Linked DNA regions of Homo sapiens: region 2 is linked to region 1. Evidence: read pairs that join two places in POLR2A ChIA-PET (ENCODE). Cell type or tissue: A673. All regions are shown on one strand. Links, peaks and the distances in the headings refer to the core of each region. The heading gives the core; the rest is flanking DNA.

Region 1 (3,350 bases), core at 303-2,802:
CTTTGAACTTCTTTTAAGATTAAGAACATCCCCACATCTTGTACTCTTCTCATTATCAAACATTTATTCAATACCTTATATATGCTGTAAAATAGGGCTGTAAATTTGAATCAATCACAGGCTTTGCTGTCAAGAACTTTGCAAATCAGTAGGAGAAGTAAAGGAAGGGGATTTTTGCAGAAGTGAAGGAAAAGAAGAGAGACTTTATTCTAGAGAAGATATAATATATGAGTGATGGCAGAGAAAATATGAATGTATATGGCCTGTTCATAATACACTCACTAACACTAGTTGATTAGAGCAAATGATTGGTTAAGAAAATATTGAAAAATGCTTATAAAAGTAGATAGACATCAATTACATAAACACCTGAATGCCATAAAAAGGATACCGGATTTGACTGTATTCACAAAATGGTGGAAATAAAATTAAATGAGAAGTTGTTATGCCAAACAATAGCAAAAGTACCCAAAGCTAAAATTAATTAAATGCTTACCAAGTATTTTACATTAATTGGTTCATTTCATCTTAAGAAAAACACATGAAAAATGCTACTCAATTCTCTTTCCCCTTAAATTCATCCTCTTGACAGTGTTCCATTTACTGGTTTCCTCATTTATATTAGTGAATTTCATTTTTAAACAATTACCAAATTATAGTGAAGTCAGGACCACTTTACAAGAAATTGATCTTTATGCCTAATTATACATAATTGATTTTAGTTAAATGTCCCAAATTACTGTTTCTACTTGAAAGGGCCCTGTTTAGAATCACTGAAGAGTTGCTTGTTTCACTGGAAACACAGAAAAGTTCTGAAAATTAAACAGAAAGAGAGAGAAAGCCACATTGACATTTGCTGTTCTGTGTCGGTGGTGTAGCTTTTTTTCAGATGAACTCTCTCACTGAAAACTACAAAAGTTCTGTATAAAAACACACAGAAATCTGCACAAAGTCCTTTAAGAACGAACAAAACCAGGCAGAAATAGAATGCATGAGTAAACTCAAAAACTTATCCAAAGAAATTATCTAATCTGAAGAATAGTGAGAGGACCACAAATGGTTGAACTAAAATGAACAGAGCCTCAGTGACCAGTAGGAGAATTCTGAGTCTACCATATGTGTAACTGTAGAAGGAAGGGATAGAGATATTTTGGCAAATAACTCCTTGGCAAATATTTGGCAAATATCAAAAGAGGCTGAATTAAAATTCTGGTAGAATTTTTAAAATAAATTGACAGGTGAATTCTAAGATTTATATGTATATGCAAAGGATCTAGAATAGTCAGAACAATTTTGATAAAGACTAAGAAACTGGAGGATTTGTTTCATAGAACCTCAAGTTTTAATATAAATATACACTATCAAGAGACACTGGTATTGGCCAAGGAAAGAAAAACAGACCAATAGCATAGAATAGAGATTACAGAACTAGACATACACACATATGTGTTTAATTTATTTTTGATAAGATGCCAAGCAAATCTATGGGTAAAAGAAAGAGTTGCCACATGGTGCTGAACTGTATTTCCATATATTAAAAAAAATAAACCAACCTTCCATGAAATGCAAAAATTAACTGAGTGGATAATAAACCTTAACAGAGGGCTAAATAACTGTATGTATTCTAGAAGAACACATTGAAGAAATTACTTGTGACTTTGGAAAATGCAAATGTTTCCTAAAGAAGGCACAACACCTACAAAATGTGTTTTAAAACGATAAATTGATTTTATTAACATTGAAAACTTTTGCTTATCAAAATACATGAAAAAAAAATAAAAAGGTGGCCGGGCACAGTGGCTCACACCTGTAATCCCAGCACTTTGGGAGGCTGAGGCGGGCAGATCATGAGGTCAGGAGACCAAGACCATCCTGGCCAACATGACGAAACCCCGTCTCTACTAAAAAGACAAGAAAAAAAAATTAGCTGGGCGTGGTGGCGCGTGCCTGTAGTCCCAGCTACTCGGGAGGCTGAGGTAGGAGAATTGCTTGAACCCAGGAGGTGGAGGTCACAGTAAGCCGAGATCGTGCCACTGCACTCCAGCCTGGCGACAGAGTAAGACTCTGTCTCTAAATAAATAAATAAATAAATATCAAAAAAATAAAGAGCCAGAGACAGAAAAAAAATTATTTGTACTATATGCATACCTGACAAGTGACTTCTATCTAGGACATACACAGTTTGACAGATTAATTTTCCAACTTCTATCAGAATTGAGTCTCAAAATAGGATTAAAGTTCAATTATTAAACATGAAGAAAGTTATATCTGATTTAGCTCCTGCCTGCTTTTCTTTCCATGAACCAAATTCTATTCTTCATAAATTCTACCCACTGGTGAGTGTTATGCAAATGGAGAAATATGTACTTTACATTGGAAAATAATCTGTCTACCTCTGATTTAAACTGCTAACTATTTTAAATGTCTTACACTATTCTCTGCTAGTCAGATTGGATCTCTTGTTATCTGTCCAAAATGGTAACTGAAGTTACTGAACTGTAAAATTACTATGCTATACATTATTAGTTCATGACACATTTTCAAATATGAATGTGACGTAGAAACAGGTGATTGTCAGTTTAACTCTATCTCTAACCCCCTGCCATGTAGAGAATTGAACTAGCCCTCACTCTCATAAGTGGAATTTTAAAAAATAATGTGAGTTGGCCGGGCGCGGTGGCTCACTCCTGTAATCCCAGCACTTTGGGAGGCCGAGGCGGGCGGATCACGAGGTCAGGAGATCGAGACCACGGTGAAACCCCGTCTCTACTAAAAATACAAAAAATTAGCCGGGCGCAGCGGCGGGCGCCTGTAGTCCCAGCTACTCGGGAGGCTGAGGCAGGAGAATGGCGTGAACCCGGAAGGCGGAGCTTGCAGTGAGCGGAGATCGCGCCACAGCAGTCCCGCCTGGGCGACAGAACGAGACTCCGTCTCAAAAAAAAAAAAAAAAAAAAAAAAAATGTGAGTTACATGAGCTGATAAGCACACATGTATAGTCAACGTTAAGGCTTAGTATTTATGAAATTTGGAATGATGATTTATGGCAAATGTTTAACACATTTAATAATGTAAATACTTTTTAAGGCATTGAATAGGTAGGAGTTCATATAAGTTTACTCTGGGTTGGTTGTTTACTGAACTGTAAACATTTTTTATTCATTGAATGCCATTGCAAAACCTTTTTAACATCACTCATCTTGGGTTCAAACATCCCAGCATCCTTACAAATAAACTTTCCTATCTTGAAACTAAATTTGTTTTTGTTTTTGCTTTAATTTAGTCTTAAACTAAAAACAATGAGTTTATTTTCTGACAATCACCTGTTTCTACATCACATTCATATTTGAAAA
Region 2 (3,350 bases), core at 476-2,975, 420 kb after region 1:
TTAGCAGAGATGAGGTTTCACCATATTCCCCAGGCTGGTCTTGAACTTCTGAACTCAAGCAATCCTCCCTCCTTGGGCTTCCAAAGTGCTGAGATTACAGGCGTGAACCACCTCGTCCAGTCAGACTTTATCCTTTTTTTTTCTTTTCATTTTAATCCAAATCCTGCACAAGACTTTCTTCTTTAGAGTGGTTTTAGATTTACAAAAAATAAGTGAAAATAACAGAGTTTCCATATTACACCACCACCAAATTTCTCCTATTATTAACATCTTGTTAATAACTCATTAGTGTGGTAGATTTGGTACAATTGATAAGACAATACTGATACACTATTGTTAACTAAAGTCTATAGCTTCCATGAGGGTTTCCTTTTTGTGTTGTATATTTCATGAGTTTTGACAAACATACGATGATATGTATCCATGACAATATCATAGAGAAGAGTCTTACTGCCTTAAAAATGCCCTGTGCTCCACCTATTCACCCTCCTCCCTCTCCCCCACCACCCCGGCAACCACTCACCTTTTTATTGCCCCTATAGTTTTGCCTTTTTCCAGATGTCATACAGTTGGATTTTTACAGTACATGGCCTTTTCCGATTGGCTTCTTTCACTTAGCAATATGCATTTCAGTTCTTTCCACATCCTTTTGTGGCTTGTTAGCTCATTTCTTTTTAGTACTGACCCTTTCATCTTTTGATATGGGGCTGAAGGTTCTGCAGGTTGGGCCAGGATCTTCATGGGAGACCCTCCAGTGTCTGGCAGTGCAGTCTCAGAACAGCTGCACACAGCAGAGCCTGCCTCCATCAGCTGAGATGTGCCAACATGTGAGGGACAGAAACAGAAGAAACGGGCCCAGGCTGTTGCTAAAGCCCAAACAAAATGGGTAGAAAGAGCTCCAGGGAGAGCTTTTGAGATAGGTTCTTGGCATCCTCCCTGCAAGTGATGCAGAAGCCATCACCTGAATAGAGGATGATGACTTGTGACAAGGGGACCCCTCAGCACCTCCATGGTCCGTCCTGCTCCCTTCCCCCTAACTGGGGAAAGAGAATTCTGGGAGGAGAAAACCCAACTTCCAACCCACATTAAATCACTGTCATCAGGGTCTGAGCTCACCCGCCCATGAGCCATAACAGCTGCCCAGAAACTGGCCGGGAAAAGAGCAGATTGGCTGTCTCCCAGCCCCTCCTCTGGTAGGTGGTTTTCCAGAGGAACCAGACAGTGTCCTGAACACCCCCCAGCATAGGCAGAGTCAGCTTGATCTCATCTGTCTAACTCCCTCCCGGGCCAGGACAAAAGTGTCACTCTGTGCCTGACACCGAGGCCTGATTTGCTCTCACCCCTGCTGTCCCCGTCAATGACTCCCAACTTTCGAGGCCTCATTCCTACCTTTAGTCTTTGGCTGCCATTATTTATCACTGCAAAGTGAACAGAGGAACATGATTTTCACTCAAGGACACCACCTTTCAGGAGGAACTTATCCAAAGTTTTGCAAAACTTGGGCAGAATCAAGGTCTCACCTCCTTCATCTTGGTGGACTCGAGAAGGTCTGGGCTCAAAGAATTTCTGCACAATCAACCAAAGGTGGGGTATAGAGGCAGGAGGAAAACAGAAGACACAGACTGCCCCCAAAAGAAGAAAAGGTCCTTTAAACACCATCTGATAGCTCCTCCGCACAGGGTTTGGTGGAGCTGTTTTTAAAGTCTACATTTAACAATCTGGTGTACCCCAGGCCTGTGTATCTCAGTCTTAATGCCTCTGAAGCAAAAACTACAAAGGTCTCTGATGTTTCTTCTTTCAGACTTTTTTTTTTCCACGATATGAACTTTTTTTAAGGCTCCCGCTTCCCGGTGAACTCGCCTCCATCTCTTTCTCTTGCTGAAGCTGCAGATGTACATTGTGGTAGTGTGAAAAAAGCTAATTAAACTGCAGCGGCTCGGCGGGAGGCACGGAAGGCCCCGCGGAGCACATGGGATGATTGATTTGCACTGTCACACGGCTCTGCTGGGTGTCATAACTTAGTGACAAATCAAGGATTACAGTGGCCCAGAGTAACTCTCTTCCTTTGTTGTTCCATAGACATCAAAGCAGCCAAGGATATTAGTGTTTTTAATAAGTAGCTAAGTCAGGAGTAGCTTACAGTTTGAAATTACTCTATGTACAATTGAAGGTGTTGGGGGAACAGGGGTAAGGAAAACAACAGCTCAAGTGTTATTAGTTAGATTTAAAAAAATTTAATAAAATAAAACAAAACAAAATAAAATGCAGCCCATGCACCAGGAGCAAGTTCTTTGTAGGGGTTGTTGGAGATTTTTGCATTATTTGTGTAAGCCACGTGGAGGCCTGCTGTGGTGAGGCATACCCTCTGGAAATTAGGTTTTCTAGGGACAGGAAAAAAATGACTATCAAAGCCACAGGTCTGGGGGGCTTCATAAGCAAATGGCTTCATCTTAATCAGCACAGAAGGAAGCTGGGAGGGTCACAGTGATGTGTTTGAGGACGAATATCCTGTTCCCCAACAATTAGGATCATAAAATGATTGGGGCAACTCACCTTATCTTGAAAGTACACAGATCCCTGAAGACAGCTGCAGCCAAGGTTTGTTTTTCTTGGGATATTTACCTTCCACCACAGAAGAGAGGCCTGAAAATCAGAGCAAGGTGGGAATCTGAAATTCATTCCTGCCTACTATGCAATTATCATCACTGTGTTGCTAATGGTTTCTCCCTGGATGGGCTCGAGTCGCTCTGGAAGATGCTGCTGGGGCCAGGGCCGTGATGAGATGTTGGAATGGATGGCCACCTCGCTCAGTGGGTGCCCATTTCTCCTTAGTGATTTTAAGCTCGGTTAGCCCTGGACATGGAGAAATACCACCATAATCCCAAGATGCACCCTGAGATGCACACGTTTCCATCGACTGTGGCGCAACCCAGCCCTCTTGGACCCTACCCAGTTGGGAGAGGAGCAAAGGTGACTCAGGACAAGTCTGTCAACCTCCCTGGGCCTCGGTTTCTTCATTCTGCATAATTGGAGATCATCCCTTCTTCCTCACTCACTAGGTTATGAAAATCTAATTAAACAACGCCGGTGGAAATATTTCACAAATTCCTAAGCATTATGCAAATCAATCAGAAAATGGAAGCACAGGATGAAGTCATTTCCCACGCCCACGCTTCGCTGGTGTGGGTGGAGGAAGCCTGTCATGGAATCACCACTGTGGGCACCCATGACAGATTTGAATCTCCAGCAGTATTTTCACTGAAATTCACTTTGGTCTATGTTGTGCATAAAATCCATTTGGGGTTAAACAATGGTCTTGATTTTCTTTTGTGTGTATCTATGAATCTATG

Evidence for each region. ChIA-PET counts read pairs that join two places held together with the same protein. Peaks named below come from ENCODE experiments on the same cell type or tissue, not always from the same donor. Only the 100,000 strongest peaks of a DNase experiment are listed, where the experiment ranks them.
Region 2: POLR2A ChIA-PET joins it to region 1 with 5 read pairs; 2 of 35 experiments call an interaction of 5 or more read pairs at or near these places.

Annotation. Positions count from the first base shown.
Region 1 is chr17:64,945,915-64,949,264 of GRCh38, forward strand. All of the region lies in intron 2 of LOC107985000 (a long non-coding RNA gene), which reads right to left. Among named protein-coding and RNA genes, the nearest start is that of LRRC37A3, 28 kb to the left of the region's middle. In A673, for the core only: no CTCF peak of the experiment used is centred there; a DNase peak (open chromatin) is centred at 1,457.
Region 2 is chr17:65,363,426-65,366,775 of GRCh38, forward strand. No RefSeq gene overlaps it. Among named protein-coding and RNA genes, the nearest start is that of LINC02563, 92 kb to the right of the region's middle. RefSeq lists an enhancer at 1-326. In A673, for the core only: no CTCF peak of the experiment used is centred there; a DNase peak (open chromatin) is centred at 1,986; H3K4me3 peaks cover 409 bases; H3K27ac peaks cover 1,861 bases.